Linked DNA regions of Homo sapiens: region 2 is linked to region 1. A link is an interaction called in ENCODE POLR2A ChIA-PET data of the cell type or tissue named here. Cell type or tissue: A673. All regions are shown on one strand. Links, peaks and the distances in the headings refer to the core of each region. The heading gives the core; the rest is flanking DNA.

Region 1 (8,336 bases), core at 41-8,040:
GGTGAAGAGAGGAGCAGCAGACAGCTCTGCCGTTTGGGCTCTGCTAAGCAGCTATCTGGAGGACAAAGGGCTTCTAGGCAAGTCAAGGAGCTTGGCCAAGATGGGGCTCTGACTTCACATCAAGGCGACTGCTCCTTCTTCCTCACCCCGCAGGACTTTCCTGGACTTAAAGCACACCAAACCACCTCACACCCATTAGGAAGGCTGCTATCAACAAAAAGTAAAATAGCCAGTGTTGGTGAAGACAAGGAGATATCACAGCCCTCATGCACTGTCAGGTGGAATGTAAAACAGTGCAGCAACCACTGCAGAAAGCAGTATGGCAGTTCCTCGGAAAGTCAAAAATAGAATTACCCTGTCAGCCAGCAATTCCCGCTTTTGGATATATACCCAAAAGCATTGAAAGCAGGGTATTATTATTATTATTATTTTGAGACGGAGTCTCGCTCTGTCACCCAGGCTGGAGTGCAGTGGCTGCGTGATCTCAACTCACTGCAACCTCCGCCTCCCAGGTTCAAGTAATTCTCCTGCCTCAGCCTCCCAAGTAGCAGGGATTACAGGCATGCGCCACCACACCCAGCTAATTTTTGTATTTTTAGTAGTGACGGGGTTTTGCCATGTTGGCCAGGCTGCTCTTGAACTGCTGACCTCAAGTGATCTGCCTACCTCGGCCTCCCAAAGTGCTGGGATTACAGGCGTGAGCCACTGCACCCGGCCTGAAAGCAGGGTTTTGAAGAGATATTTGTACAGGTCTGTTCATAGCAGTATTATTCACAGTAGCTAAAATATGGACGCATTTGAGAAAAAACAGTCCAGTGTGGGGTGTGTCCACTGACAGATGAATGGATAAACAAAGTGTGGTATAGTCACACAGTGGATGATTATTCAGTTTTAAAAAGGAAAGAAATTCTGACACATGCTACAACATGGATGAACCTTGTGGACATTATGCTAAGCAAAATAAGCCAGTTATAAAAGGACAAATACTGCATGATTTCACTTATAGGAGGCACTTAGAGTAGTCGAATTCAAAGGGACAGAAAGTCGAATAGTGGTTTCCAGTGGCTGGAGGAGTGGGGGAACAGGAAGCTACTGTTTACTGGGTATAGAGTTTCTAGTTTGCAAGAAGAAGAGTTCTGGAGATGCATGCTGGTTATAGTTACCCAACAATGTGTATGTCCTTAATGCCACTGAAGCCTACGCTTAGGAATGGTTAAGATGGTACATTTTGTTACATGTATTTTACCACATTTTTAAAAAATGCTTTTTTAAAAAAGTACACTGAGGCTAGGCACTGTGGCTCACGCCTGTAATCCCAACACTTTAGGATGCAGAGGCAGGCAGATCACTTGAGGTCAGGAGTTTGAGACCAGCCCGGGCAATATGGTGAAACCCCATCTCTATTAAAAAGAAAAAAAAAATTAGCTGGGCATGATTGCACGCGTCTGTAATCCCAGTTACTTGGGAGGCTGAAGTGGGAGGATCGCTTAAACCTGGGAGACGGAGGTTGCAGTGAGCCAAAATCGTGCCACTACACTGCAGCCTGGGCGACAAAGCAAGACTTTGTCTCAAAAAAAAAAAAAAAAAGTATACTGAGAAGTTAAAGGCATTGGACAGGGTAGCTGGAAGTGGAATCACATGGACAATGCATGTTACCCACAGTCACAGCCACGATGTTAGAAAGGGAAGGCTGAGAAGTGGAAGCCCAGTGCTGCCAGCCAGGATCAAGGGATCAGGATCACAGAGATAGGGCTCTATTCCCGTCTCTGTCATGTTTTGTTGTTGTTGAGACAGGGTCTCACTCTGTTGCCCAGGCTAGAGTGCAATGGAGCAATCATAGCTCACTAAAGCTTCGACCTCCTGGGCTCAAGTGATCCTCCCACTTCAGCCTCTGAAGCAGCTAGGATGACAGGTGCGTGCCACCATGCCTGGCTAATTTTTTTTTTTTTTTTGTAGAGATGGGGTTTTGCCATGTTGCACAGGCTGGTCTTGAACTCCTGGACTCAAGTGATCCTCTCACCTCAGCCTCCCAAAGTGCTGGGATTACAGGCATGAACTAGCATGCCCCGCCCCCGTCTCTGTCACTGTGTGACCTTCCACAAGTTCCTTGTACTCCCTGGGCCCTGCTGCCTTTGAGAAGGTTTAGGATGGATGTGTTTAGGTCTCTTCCAGCTCTAACGGTCTCAGATTCAGGGAAATTGAAAAGCCCTGAAATATCACGGAGCTCAAGAGCACTGGGAGGCGGGCAGCGGGGCCACGGAGCACTTTCTGCCAGGGTCCCTGAGGTCTCTTCATTCCCTACAGAAAAGGTTCATTCCTATACATAACACTGGCCTTCGTAGGAAGAGGCATCTTGAACAAGACTGAAACCAAGCTCAGAGCTGTAAATGAGGACTCTTCCTTTTGTTTTCCATTGCCCCAGAAAGGGCCGGGTTGGACATTTTGGGAAAACCCCAGGAAATGCAGCAAGAGCCAAGAAGCCTCGCGGAGAGAGGCCGTTCCTCCCTCGCAGTGTGTTTTTGCTTTGCTTCAGTTTCCCCTGGCTCCGGTCCTGTGCCTGCGCTTCCTTCCTCCAGGAAGCCCTCTGGCTGCCAATCGGCGCCCCCAGCTGAGAGCTCCAGCAGCGAGGCAGATCCCTTCCTCGGGCTGCTTCCTATTTACCCAACGGGAACAGCTTTCCTGGGCACACCTGGAGATTCAAATCAAATCAAAGGCCTCTCTGCCTTGCAGGCGCTTCATTTGGATTCGTTTGTTTGGGAAGGAACCTTGCAAAGGCCCAATTTAGAGGCAAATTGAATGATAAGGCAAAGCCTCTGCCAGCCTTGGGGTTCAGGCTAGGGAGTGATACACAGGGGATACCTGGAAAGGGGTACACCACAGCACAGGACCCCTGAAAGGGGTACATCACAGGGTGGTACACCTGGTGGGGGAACACCCATAGCAAGGTCCACCCGCGGTGCCGTAACACGCACAGGGGGCACATGTGGACACTGCTTTGCTCCGAAGCAGAATCCCTGAAGGTTTCCCCACTTTTCTCCATACCATGCTACTCTTCACGTGAAAAGGGCCTAACAGGCTCAGGCCGGGGGCAGGAAATGAATTCTCCGAAATAGCTAGGGCATGTTAGAAGGCTGCACTACTGCTTTTGACCACCAGAGAGCAGTGACGCAGTGACTTGCTGGGTGCTCAGAGAAGGACCCACCAGCTACATCATTTGCAGAGCCCAGTGAAAATGTGGGGCTCCTTAAGAATTTCAAGACAGCAGCGGCAGAGCATTTAGCCAAGTGTTGGGACCCTTCTAAGTACGGGGCTCTGCGCTACCGCACAGGTCACATGTGCACGAAGCTGGCCCTGGCCCAGGGGCCTCAGGTTTCAGCCCGGCCTTCAAGATGGTAAGGACCTGACAGAGCTCAGGACAGTGCTGCCACTGCAGGTGTCCCTTAGCTGCCTCCGACCTGCTTGCCTATCCTTTTTTGTCCAGTGTCCTGATGACAATATGCATAATACTTGGAAAAATTATATTTTCAGAGAAAGCCACTGGGGTGTAGTTTCTGCAAAAAAAGGTGTGTGGTTTCACCATTGTTAGGCGGTTTATCTCAGGAAGTGGGAAGCTCCTTCCAGAAACAAGCCCAGGGAATCCAAGCTCTGCAAATTTAGCTTGAGCTAAGGCTTCTCGTTTGCTTCTAAAATACCTGACAACCCTTCATTTTTATATTCAAAGCAGCCAGCATGTTCCAAAGTGTTTACTGGCACCCAGGAAAGAAAAGTCCAGAACTGGCTCCTAAGGTCCTGCCAGGGTGAAGCTAGGGAAAGCCCTTGTCAGAGTCGGAAGTCTGATCTGCTGTGTGACCCTAGGACCTGTTCCTACCCCTCTTTGGCCTTCAGCTACACCACCAAGCCCCATGAAATCAAGGACATCAAACTGGTGTGTTCTCCCCTGCCCCACCTAGCTCTTGCCCTCTACCACTCACCTTCAGGAAGTATGTTTGTAAGACAGACCACGCTAATGAGAAGTGAATTGGGAAACGAAGGCATCCAAGCTGATTGACAAGCTAAGTAGGAGGAGGTAAGGACCACCTTTTTGAATTGTGGACCCACATATTCCGCATGCCTTCCCTGGAAAGGGAGAGCCCTAATGTCTGCAGAGCTCCTAGCCGAATTCTCTAGATTCCCTTACATCCTAAGCATGTTCCTGCATGTAGGGTACATTCTTCCTGGTTGCTTCCTAGTGACAGTCTGCTTTATAAAGGGAAAGTGCAGCTCAAGTCCATCCCTTATGGGCTCTGTGACCTTGGGCAAGTCCCTAATCACTGTGGGTCCCCTTCTTCCCAAGTGTACATAGAGGGGATTGGATGGGTCATTAAGGAGTGCCTCGGTCCTAAAATAAATTTTATGATTCTCCTAAGAGGTCGTCTGGCAGGTATTGTCTGTGCCCAGTGCCTTTTTCTGAGGAAGTAATGCGTGAGTAGGAAAAGGGCCTGAGTGGTCTGCTGTGAACCTCTGCTGTCTCACTAGTTAGCATCTCTCATCTTGGCTGCTGCTTCTTGGAAGATATCCATAGAAACCCAGGGAATTTTTTTTTTTTTTTTTTTTTTTTTTTTGAGACAGAGTTTTACTCTTGTCGCCCAGGCTAGAGTGCAATGGTGCAATTTCAGCTCACTGCAACCTCCGCCTCTCGGGTTCAAGCAATTCTCCTGCCTCAGCCTCCTGAATAGCTGAGATTACAGGGCTGCACCACCACACTCGGCTAATTTTTGTATTTTTAGTAGAGACAGGGTTTTACCATGTTGGCCAGGCTGGTCTCGAACTCCTAACCTCAGGTGATCTGCCCGCCTCTGCCTCCCAAAGTGCTGGGATTACAGGCGTGAGCCACCGCGCCTAGCCTAACCCAGGGACTTCTTAGCTAGCTCAATGGTCCCAGCACCTACCCTTCTCTTTGGTAATCTTCGTCCAGATTTGACAGGAGCTGCGAGCCCGCCGTGGAGAGATCGACAGCAGCCAGGGGCAAGTCCCGATAGGCAAAGTTCACCAGCTGCACAGGAGCAATGCTCTTGGTTTCTTCGTCTACTTGTTGGGAGATGATCTCAACTTCAGAAATTCCTCCTTCTATGGCAGGCCTGGGTTGGAGAGGAGGAACAATGGGAAAGAGTTATCTTCAAGGGCCAAAAAATTCTTCCATTCCTCAAGGAAAGGAGGGAGAATGCTGCTATGCCAGTGGAGGGCTGAGGAAGCTTAAGGTTGCCCCTCTTCCCTGCTGGCCACCCGCGGACCCGAGGACTGGACTGAGGCCCTAACAGTCCCATCTCTTTCAATGGTTGGGGAAAAGTGGGAGAATGGGAAGAGGAAGTGCTCAGACCTGGAAATATGAGCTTTAGTGGGGCAGAGTCCTTCATGAAGGGGAGGTAAAGACCCAGATGGATAACTGCCAGCCCGCAAAACTATGGCTTAGACTTTCAGGACTCTGGGTCACTGGACTCTGTATGGGAGTAAGATATTCTTTTAAGTTGTCTCCTGAGTTTCTTTGTAAAGGTGTTTTGAAATGTTTCTATTCTCTATTCCACAATAGAGAAAACAGGTTTCTGTTCACAACTGGATGTACTGTGGTGATTGAGGAGCCTGCATGGAGACTTGTAGAGACCTAGTGGGCCTTGGGGTGGTGAGGACAGGAGGCTCCAGCTGTCCCTGGTAGCCACTCCCTTCCTATTTGAACTGGTGCTACCATATGTCTCTTCTTAAGGTTGGGAATAGGGGATGGCAGTCACTTGATCCAATGTCTGAGGGCTTGTGGGTCTCTTCCTATCTTACTGTCAGGCTCACCTTGGGCACTGCCAATAACTAACCACTCCAGTGGCATTCCCGGGCATCTCAGCCAGGGCAGTACCGCCTCCCAATCTACCAGGGGATATTTGGCAATTTGTGGAGGCATTTTTGGTTGCCACCATGACCACGGTTGGTCATTATTGACATTTAAGTAGGGCTGGGGACGCTACACATCCTGCAATATGTCAATAACGACTAAAAACTGTCCTGCCCACATACCCACAGCAACCCTGTCCAGAGATGCTGGACTAGAAAACTTCCCCTTAGCTTCCTGGGGCACCATCTTCGGTCCATCCAGTATGTCCTTGACCCTATCTCATCCTGTAGAATCTGAGGGGCTCAGTCTTGTGCCTCTGTCCAAACAATGAGAGTTAGAAAGGAACAATTGTATAATGGCAAGGAGTAAAATTTAAATATTGGAGGGAACATTGAGGGTCAGTGCCCAGGGTAATGAGGGCCCAGTTTTAATACTGAGATGGCAGTCCTCTCTGCTGTAAACTGCTCTTGGGCTCTGGTGCTGGTTTGAATGCCAACTTCTGCAGGGCTCCTCCTGAACCTCAGTTTCTCCAATCAGAACATGAGGAGGTAAAATAGAATATTCCTAAGGGCTGTTCCTTCTCACTATGATCTGACATAGGTGACAGACATATGGAGAAGATCGGAGGAGCTCCAGAGTGACAAGTCCCTATACTTGTGTGGGAGCTCTAAATTCTAAACTTTTCCAACAACCATTGAAATCTAACCAATAATACACAGCTGCAGGCCGGGCATGGTGGCTCACGCCTGTAATCCCAACACTTTGGGAGGCCAAGGCAGGTGGATCACCTGAGGTTAGGAGTTCAAGACCAGCCTGACCAGCATGGTGAAACCGTCTCTACTAAAAATACACAAAATTAGCCGGATGTGGTGGCGCATGCCTGTAATCCCAGCTACTTGGGAGGCTGAGGCAGGAGAATCGCTTGAACCCGGGAGATGGAGGTTGCAGTGAGCTGAGATTGGGCCATTGCACTCCAGCCTGGGCAACAAGAGTGAAACTCTATCTCAAAAGAAAAAAAAAAAAACCCACAGCTGCAGTTATCCCGGAAGTTCAGAGATTAATATACCTACTTCTCTTTTGCTTGGATTATCCGATAACTAAGGAGAAAGTGAGATTTTTATTTGAATGCCACAGCCTGGCTGCCTAGACCACCTGAATTCACCAAGTAATTTCTAATGCCCAATTCTCATTTGTAGGCTTTATTTAAACCTTTGCTTTTTGCTACCTGTCAAGCACAGATAATAGTACTCATCATTGCTTGACATTTACAAAATGACTCAAGATCTTTAAACGAAACAGAATGTGAGGTTTCAGTGTTTCTCAACAATTGATATAAAAGTGTGGGTGTTTATGGGGGGAATCCCAGCTCCCCCAGATGGTTCCCAAAAAGCAGATGCTGGGTTGAATTTGTTCTCTTTTCTTCTGGACTACTCAAGGAAACTATGGATCACTGAACTAAACAAAGAGAACTTTCTGATCAATAAGAGAAATTAACAGGATATGGCTCTAAGAAGTGCGAACAAACTATTTCTGGCTTTCCAACGTTTCTGCCTCACGTTCCCCTTCCATCAGTGGTCCCAGCGGCCCGGCACCATCTCTGGCCATGTGGTGGTCACCTCAGCAGAGAGACAAGGCCCCCTCTGGTGAGGTGAAGGTCCCACAGTGTATAGGCTATATTTAGCCTACACCCTTTCCTTAGATACAAAGAACGGTATGGTAGACAAAATGTATTAATGGTTCTATTCTTTACCTCTCCTTGAGCCTATGCCCTTTGGCATATAACTTCATAGCTCCTTCCATCAAAAATGCTGAACGCTTGATTCAGCATTCAGCCATGTGACTTGTTTTTGCCAACGAGATGTTAGATGGTAGAAGAGCCAGGTTAGACACCAGCAGAGGCATGAAAAGGCTCTGTGAATTTCTGCCTGTGCTCTTGTACCTCCAACATCACCCATGAGAGGGTGAGCAGCCTAGCCTACTGGAGGATGAGAGACGTGGAGCAGAGTCCAGCCTCCTCTAGATCAGCTGACAGCCAGCTATCACCCACATTTAAAAGTCATCCCAGCCAAGATCAGAGGAGCTGTCTAGCTGAGTACCCCAGACATGTGAGCAATAAACATTTTTTGTTGTATTCTACTAAGGTTCTATGGTTGGTTGTTACACAGCATTACTGTGTCAATAGATAACAGATTCATACTCCAGATGACAGAGCAGTCAGGCCCATATCTAGATAGGCCAGGACAGTGTGGTGTAATAGAATGAGTGCTGTTTTCATCTTAGTATTCATACCAACCAGTTGCAAAACACAAAATAAGTGACCACCTTGCAGGTGCTTGGTAAGATTAAGTGATTGGTTCATATGGCATCTCAGGTTTTGGGAAATGAAAGCAATTCTCCCTTAAGAATTCTGCCCCGGGTTTCATAAAGCCTGGTTTTAGAAACCCTCTCAGATTTCTAAATTTCCTTGCGATTCCCATTT
Region 2 (8,336 bases), core at 92-8,091, 140 kb after region 1:
ACAAACATTGTATACTTGTGTGGTCCCATATGGTAGCCAGGAGCCATGTGTGGCTACTGAGCACTTGAAATGTGGCTAGTGTGACTGAGAACTGGAGATGTGCAATGAGTATCAAATAATCCTTAAATTTTGAAGACTTAATGTGAAAAAGTGAACTATCTCAATAACTTTTATATTGATTACATGTTGAAATGATAATATTTTGGATATATTGAAGTGAAAATATATTACTACAAATAATTTCACCCTTTTCGGTTTTTTTCAATGTGGCTACAAAAATTGGGGCCAGGCATGGTAGCTCACGCCTGTAGTCCCAGCACTTTGGGAGGCCAAGGCAGGAGGGAGGAATGCTTGAGGCCAGGAGTTTGAGACCAGCCTGGACAACATAGTAAGACCTCATCTTTACCAAACAAAACAAAACAAAAAAAATACCAGGTGTGGTGGCGTGTGCTGACAGTCCCAGCTACTCAGGAGGCTAAAGTGGGAGGATTGCTTGAGTCCAGGACTTCAGTGCTGCAGTGAACATGATCATGCCACTGTACTCCAGCCTGGGCAACAGAGCAAAACCCTGTCTCTAAAAAAAGATAAAAATAATTAAGAAAAATTTAAAACTAGACATTTTATTTCTGTTGGGGAGTATTGCTATATGTACTATCCTGTATTTCTTTTTTCTTAACAATATATCCTGGATATCTGCTCATTTTAATATATGGCTTCCCAATTCGTTTTTACAACTAGAAGGTATTCTGTTTGTGTGAATATACCATCATGTATTTAGCCAAGCCTCTATTAATGAGTATTGTACACACAGTGCAGAAGTACACACAGTGTGTACCACTGTGCCCAGCTAATTTTTTACCTTGCACATAAATCTGCACATGTATGAAATTATACAATTATATATCAGTAAAATAAAGTCCTGGAAGTGAAATTGCTGGGTTAAAGATAAATGCATTTGTAACTTCAATATATGTTGCCAAATTGCTATCCATAGAGATTATGTTATTTTGAACTCCCACCAATATATTTGGGTACGTGTTTTTCTATAACCTTGCAACAGAATTGTCAAACTACTATGTCAAACATAGTATCTCAGTGTTCTTTTAATTTTTATTTTCCTAGTTATGAGGAAAGCTGGGCATAGTTCAGTTGTTTAAATACTAATTAAAATCTTTTTGATAATGTATTTGTTTATATATTGCTTTTATATTAGTAAGATTAGCCTTTTGTCTATAATATCAATTATAGATAATTATTTATAGCTTATTTTTCCTTTTACCTAGCTTATGGGATTTAGTTTTCCATGCAGTTGTTTTCTGGTTTTACTGCAGTCAAATCTATCAATTTTTTTTAAAAGCCCTTCAAGTTCGAGTCATAGTTTTAAAAAAGACTTTCCAGCCAGGTGCAGTGGCTCATGCCTGTAATCCCAACACTTTAGGAGGCCGAGGTGGGTGGATCATCTGAGGTCAGGAGTTCCAGACCAGCCTGGCCAACATGGTGAAACCCCGTTTCTACTAAAAATATAAAAAGTAGCCAGGTGTGGTGGCAGGCACCTGTAATCCCAGCTACTCAGGAGACTGAGGTGGGAGAATCTCTTGAATCTGGGAGGCAGAGGTTGCAGTGAGCCGAGATCATGCTACTGCACTCCAGGCTGGCCTCCTGAGTAGCTGGGACTACAGATGTGTGCCAGTGTGCCCAGCTAATTTTTTTATTTTTAGGTCTTACTATGTTACCCATACTGGTCTTGAACTTCTGGTTTCAAATGATCCTCCCATCTCGGCCTCCCAAAGTGCTGGGATTATAGGTATAAGCCACTGTGCCAAGTCTCTATTTGGATTATGTATATGTTTTAAGATATAGATCCAGATTTATCTTTTTTAATATGGCTACTCTCTTAGTCTGTTTCTGCTGCTGTAACAATACTTGAGACTGGATAATTTATAGACAGTAGAAATTTATTTCTGACAGTTCTGAAGGCTGGGAAGCCAAAGATCAAGGCACCAGCTTTTGGTGTGTGGTGAGGGCCTTCTTGTTGCAAGCTCACATAGCAGAAGGGGCAAATGCTGTGTCCTCACATAGCAGAGGGCAGAAGAGCAAAAAAGGGCCGAACACTATGTCCTCACATGGCAGAGAGTAGAAGAGCATAAAAAGGCCTAAGCTAGTTTCCTTTAGCCTTTTTATAAGGAACTAGTCCATTCATGAGGGTGAAGAAAGCCCCAACTCCTTATGCCAGCACAATGGAGATTATGTTTCATCATGAATTTTTAGAGGGGATACATAGCACCTACCCAGTCTTCCCAACATTATCAGTTTATAGATCATAATTCCCATTATAATGTCAGCCCTGTGAGGGCAGAAATTTTTATCTATATGTTTACTGCTAGAACAGTACCTGAAACATAGTAAGTACTCAATAAATATTTATTAAATGAATGAATGAATTCCCCTGCTGATTTGAGATGCCAACTTTGTTATATGTGAAACTCTATATGTATTAATTCTTACTGGACTCCGTTTTCCTTTGGTGTGTCCATTTATTCTTATGCCCACAGCAGTCTCTTCTAATTGTTGAATGTTTATAGTGAGTTTAATATGTGGTAAGTCTAGTTTTTGCGGCACTCCCTTGCACCCTGGCTGTCCTTGCTTTTTAATTTTTCCATATGAACTTTAGAATCAGTCCAGAAGAATATAAAAAATTAAATTGATAAATTCCCTTTAGGAAAGTTTCTTTATGATGCTGAATCTTCTTATCCAGGATTGATATGTCTTCCCATTAGTTCAAATCCTTTTCTGTACTTCAAGAGTGTTTTTAACATTATATATGTTTTGCATATTTCTGAATTTTTTCCCATAGATTTGATTTTTTGTTACTGGGGTAAATCTGTTTCCATATGTAAATTTAATAAATATGTTATTTCTATGCTTAAAACCCTTCAGTGACTCTCTGTCTCACTCAGATAAAAGCCAGTGGCCTATAAAACCTTAATGATATGGCCCCTATTATTGTTCTCACCTCATATCCTGCAACTATCTAATTGCTCAATCTACTGCAGCCAAATTAGCCTCTTTGATGTTCCCTGATGCCAGGAAAGTTCCAGACTTAAGGTGTTGGCCTGGCCTTTCTGTCCTGTGTTGAATGCTTTCTCCCCCAATATCCTCATGGCTAACTCCCCCTCATCCTTTTAGTCTTCACTATCAATCTTTCAATGATGCCTCCTAGACCACTTTTTAAAAAGTAAAACCCATTCTTCGCCTATTCCCTCTCTTCCTCTCTTACCATCTACCAACATACTATATAATTTACTTTACATTGTATCTCCCCAAGCTAGAATGTAAGTCCCACAGGGAAAGAAATTTTTATTTTTTGTTCACTGAGATTTTCCGTGCATCTAGAACAAGCATAGAGTAGGTTTTCGGTAAGTATCTGTTGAGTGAATGAATGCCCCACTACTTTGTTGACTTCTGTTATCATTATAATAATTTTTCTGTTAATTCTCTCGGGTTTCACATTATGTAGGATAGAATTTGATAAAGCAGAGTGATCTGAAACCCAAGTCAAACTTTGTATCTTTTATGAAGCTTTTCTGGGTAGAATTAGCCATTCAGCCCTGTGGCAGAGGCTGTTAGTGTCCAATAACTATGTGGTCCTCTGTGTTTGAGCCTCACATACAGTTAGACTGGGTCTATGTGACTGGGTTCTGGACAGTAGAGTATGGGCAAAAGGGATGCAAGCCAGTCACAAGTCTGGCCCTGAAAAACCAACTCCTGAAAAACTCCAGCTCTCATTTTTCCTGCCTTAGTGACCTTGGAGGCCATGTTCTCCAGGTGTCAGGGCCAAGAGATGGAGAAGGGCTGCCTGACTGGCATTGGGCATTAGACAGTAGTGTGAGCAAGGATTAAACTTTCATTGTATGAAGTCACCAGTATTTGTAAGTTTGCAATTAAAGGCAGCTAGTATTAACTTTGTTGACTATTATATGCTCACACTGTACCCAGACGTATTTCTATCTTATATCTCTCTCTACTGTACTTAGTGTTTATGTGTCTGTTGTTCTCTAATAGAATCTAAGCCCCTTGGGACTGAATAATTCTCTTGTCTTTGAATTTTCTACATCTAGTATATATCATAGAATTTAATAAACTACTCAAAAATGTTTCTCGAGTGAATTTTTGAGAAAAACCAAGATGGAAAAGGATTTGGAAATTTCAATCACTAAAAAATAGGGGTATTTAATACCAAGCAAAGAAGGGTAAGAAGATGATGAGATGAAATTCTATGAAGAATATCTTTGCAATATATATCTTTGCAATACAGATTTTTAAATATTAATGGAGTTGAATTAGTATCAAAAAATAAAAATTTTCTCAGAGAAAATTAGATGAATTATCTCGTAAAAAGTTATTTGTAATTTTGTACAGAAATGTTACTGAAATGATTTTTGCCCTTATTTAGTTTACATATTTTTTTCTCTCATTAAATGTATAACATCAGCTCTCTGGAAATCTCAAGCTTTTCTTAGTCTACTAAGTATTATAGTGGGAAAAGTCTCAAATGGGGAGAAGATCATGAAAAAAAGCCTTAAAAATACTATTAAAATAATTTTTCTCTCATTGACACCTACCTCATCCTTTTTACAAAGTTTCTCAACCAATATGTGTTAGAAGAGAATTCCAAATATAGAGCTAATTCTGGCCATCAAGTAGTGATGTGTAATATGGATATTTATAGATCTTTATGATATAATTCCTATAATACATTTCACCGAAAACATTCAAGGTTTGATCTAGAATCAAATTTATTTTCATATTCTGACACAGCCATTTCATCTGATTCCTACCAAGACTATAAACAAATGTAGTAATAATAAATATAATGTTGGGATCTAGTACTATCATTATGTAGACGAATGATCTAAGCAAGTCACTAGTTGCTATAAAAATAAATGGTTACAAATAGAAATTTGGCACTTTTTCCAATTTTGTGACCAAATCTCTTCTTTGCTACTCTAAGAAATTTTATGTCAGGAACTATTATCTAGTTTCCTGACCTTTCAAAAGTGTGTTCTTTTGTATCTCTTTATTTCACTGTCTTCTATAGCTAAACACACATGCTCTATTAAAAAGCAAGGCTCATTTGTTTAATAATGTGAATAACTGAGCTTCAAACTCTTGTAGTTAAAAGATTCATACTACTCAATGAAGTTGGTATATCTAGGGAATAAATAGCCCCAATGAGTACTGTGTGACCATGGTATTATCACAATCTGAGGTCTCCCCTCAGTGTAGATTGTTAAGAGTTAAATGAAGTACATTGTGAGGGATCTCATCTCTCACAGCAGATACACATTGATTAGGCTTACAGAGCTAGTGTCTAAAGTAAGCATTCTTATTTATTTATTGAGACGTGGCCTCGTTATGTTGCCCAGGCTGGATACTTCAATTTGTTAATGTATGATGATATATAACTGACACAGGCTTGAGTTGATGTGAGCCAGGCATTCTTTTTCTCTGTAGACTGACATGTATGGGAAGCCAAATTTGTAATCAGAATATTTTAATGGATATAGAGAAAACAAGAAAACAACAAGAATTATATAATATGAAAGTCTACCTGTAATTAGTCTGATGCATTTATTTCCACAAGAGAGATAATCTGACTTAGAACTGTAATGCATGAAGTCTTCTGGCTACAATACCCTCTCTACTTAACAGTGCTTAGATAGGCACTGCCGATGTTTGCCTCTGTGCCTCTCCTTTCTGTGAGTGTCCCTTGCCAACCAACTCCTCAGACTGACAGCTCTTTCTTTAGATATGTTAATGCATATTCAGCTAGTCTCTATTATTTAAAGGAACTTTGCTTTATTCTACTCTGATCCATTGACTTTATAATTCAATTTGCATTATATAATCTTATTTCCTTCAGCTCTAAGTATTAGACATCACATCAGTTTCCCACTTGTACTTAATACACAACCTAAATATAGTTGAGGTGTGATATAGTTTGGATATGTATCCTCTCTCCAAATCTCATGTTGAAGTATGATCCCTAGTGTTTGGGGCGGGGGGGCCTAGTGGGAGGTGTTTGGATCATGAGGGCAGACCCTTTATGAATGGCTTGGTGCCCTCCTCATGGTAATGAGTTCTTGCTCTATTAGCTAATGTGAGATCTGATTGTTTAAAAGAGTCTGTGGTCTTCCCCTTTTCTCTCTTGCTCCCTCTCTCACCAGGTGATACACTGGCTCCCCCTCACCTTCTGCCATGATTGTACACTTCCTGAGTGCTCACCAGAAGCAGATGCTGGCACCATGCTTCCTGTATAGCCTCCAGAAGCATGAGCCAAGATAAACTGCTTTTCTTTCTTTCTTTCTTTCTTTTTTTTTTTGAGACAGGGTCTCACTCTGGAGTGAGACGACTCCCATACTGGAGTGCAGTGGTGCGGTCATGGCTTACTGCAGCCTCTGCCTCCCTGGTTCAAGCAATCCTCCCACCTCAGCCTCGGGAGTAGCTGGAACTAGAGGCACGTGCCACCATGCCCTCTAATTTTTAAATTTATTGTAGAGACAGAGTCTTCCTATGTTGTCCAGACTGGACTTGAACTTCCTATGTTGTCAAGACTGGGCTCAAGCAATCCTCCTCCCTTGGCCTCCCAAAGTTCTGGGATTACAGGCATAAGCCACCATGCCCAGCCTCTCTTTTCTTTATAAATTACCCAGCCTCAGATATTCCTTTACAGCAATGCAAATAGACTAAGACAAGGTGTATTACAAATATATTGTTGTGTTGCTTATTTTCTTTAAGTGTCTTCTACTAGGCCCTGACTTTCAGAAATATGATCCTTGTGGCTAATATACCATTCTTGTACTTCAGTCTTAGAGAAAGCACATAGATTTTTAAATTCTGTAAGATACTTTCAAGCTTGAGCATTATCAATATAAGTTCTGATTAAAACAACTTGCTTTGTGTACAGCTGGAGTAGCTCATAATCAAATACGCATATACCTCCTTTTTACAAATAATAAACTCTGCACAAGTATAAACACTATTTGAAGAAACTGGAGAATGACTAAAAGCAGGAAGAAACAAAAGTAGTTGACACCTAGAAGAAGGGAATGTCACTGGGTGAGTTTCCCATTATTATGGCTTGTTGCCTGAGGACAGCCCCTAATCAATTCAACACATAGTGGTAAAATGGGATGGAAACATGCAGGCAGTCACCACAGCTGGAAATTGAATGTCCTGAAGAGGGCCACAGAGGGGGAGCCTGAGTTCTTTATGTGCTTTATATGCCCAAATATCTGGGTGGCCTTGAATTTGTATGCATAGAGGACTCCAGATAGCCCAGGTAAGGCTAAGAAAAGTGAATAGACATTTCACTTGTTGCAGCAGTAGGAGAGATAGAGTTTAGAGTTTCAGTTAAGCCAAATTATCCTAATAAAACAAAATATTTGTACTTTAAAAAGGAATGTAACCATCTAGAATCTACAACATGTCACTCGTAAGGTCTGGGTTAGAATTCAAAATGACTAGACATATGAAGATAGAAAAATGTCGTCCATACTGAAGACTAAAGAAAATCAGTGGAGTCAGACCTTGAGATGAGCCAAATATTGCAATTAGCAGATAATAATTTTAAATCTTAAGGATTTATTCTCAAGGATATAACAGAAAATTTGCTTATTATCAGTGAGTAAATGGGAAACCCCAGCAGAGAAATAAGAAATATGGAAAAATAATTAAATAGAAATTCTAGAATTAAAAAATAACATCTGAAATAAAAAATTTCTGAGTGGGCTTAACAGTGGATTGGAAACAGAAGAAAGAGTAGGTGTACTTGAAGCTTTGTTGAAAATATCTGTATGAAAAACAGATTTTTTTTTTTTTTGAGAGTGAGTCTCACTCTGTCACCCAGGCTGAGTGCAGTGGCACGATCTCAGCTCACTGCAACCTCCGCCTCCTGGGTTCCAGTGATTCTCCTGCCTCAGCTTCCTGAGTAGCTGTAGCTGGGACTATAGGCATGCAGCCTGGCTAATTTTTGAATTTTTAGTAGAGTCGAGGTTTCACCATGCTGGCCAGGCTGGTCTTGAACTCCTGACCTCGTGATCTGTCCACTGCTGGGATTACAGGTGTGAGCCACACATGTAATTCGTGCTCAGCCAGAATTTTTTTTTTTTTTTTTTTTTTTTTTTTACAGAATCCTCAGTGACTTGTCAAATGATGTTAAATGACTGACATACTTGTAATTGGGAACCCAGAAGGAGAAAAGAGAACACAGCAGGAAAAAAAAAAAAACAATATTTAAAGAAATGATGGTCCCCAATTTTCCAAATTTAGTGAAA

Evidence for each region. Peaks named below come from ENCODE experiments on the same cell type or tissue, not always from the same donor. Only the 100,000 strongest peaks of a DNase experiment are listed, where the experiment ranks them.
Region 2: POLR2A ChIA-PET joins it to region 1 with 5 read pairs; 3 of 35 experiments call an interaction of 5 or more read pairs at or near these places.

The regions. Positions count from the first base shown.
Region 1 is chr15:76,134,488-76,142,823 of GRCh38, reverse strand. TMEM266 (transmembrane protein 266) reads right to left here. Exons shown (of 11, transcript NM_152335.5): 3 at 4,929-5,117. Among named protein-coding and RNA genes, the nearest start is that of TMEM266, 79 kb to the right of the region's middle. RefSeq lists enhancers at 2,183-3,016, 3,248-3,407 and a silencer at 3,102-3,396. In A673, for the core only: CTCF peaks have their summits at 2,941 and 3,147 (motif pointing right); a DNase peak (open chromatin) is centred at 3,153; H3K27ac peaks cover 460 bases.
Region 2 is chr15:75,993,244-76,001,579 of GRCh38, reverse strand. All of the region lies in intron 3 of NRG4 (neuregulin 4), which reads left to right. Among named protein-coding and RNA genes, the nearest start is that of NRG4, 15 kb to the left of the region's middle. In A673, for the core only: no CTCF peak of the experiment used is centred there; no DNase peak of the experiment used is centred there.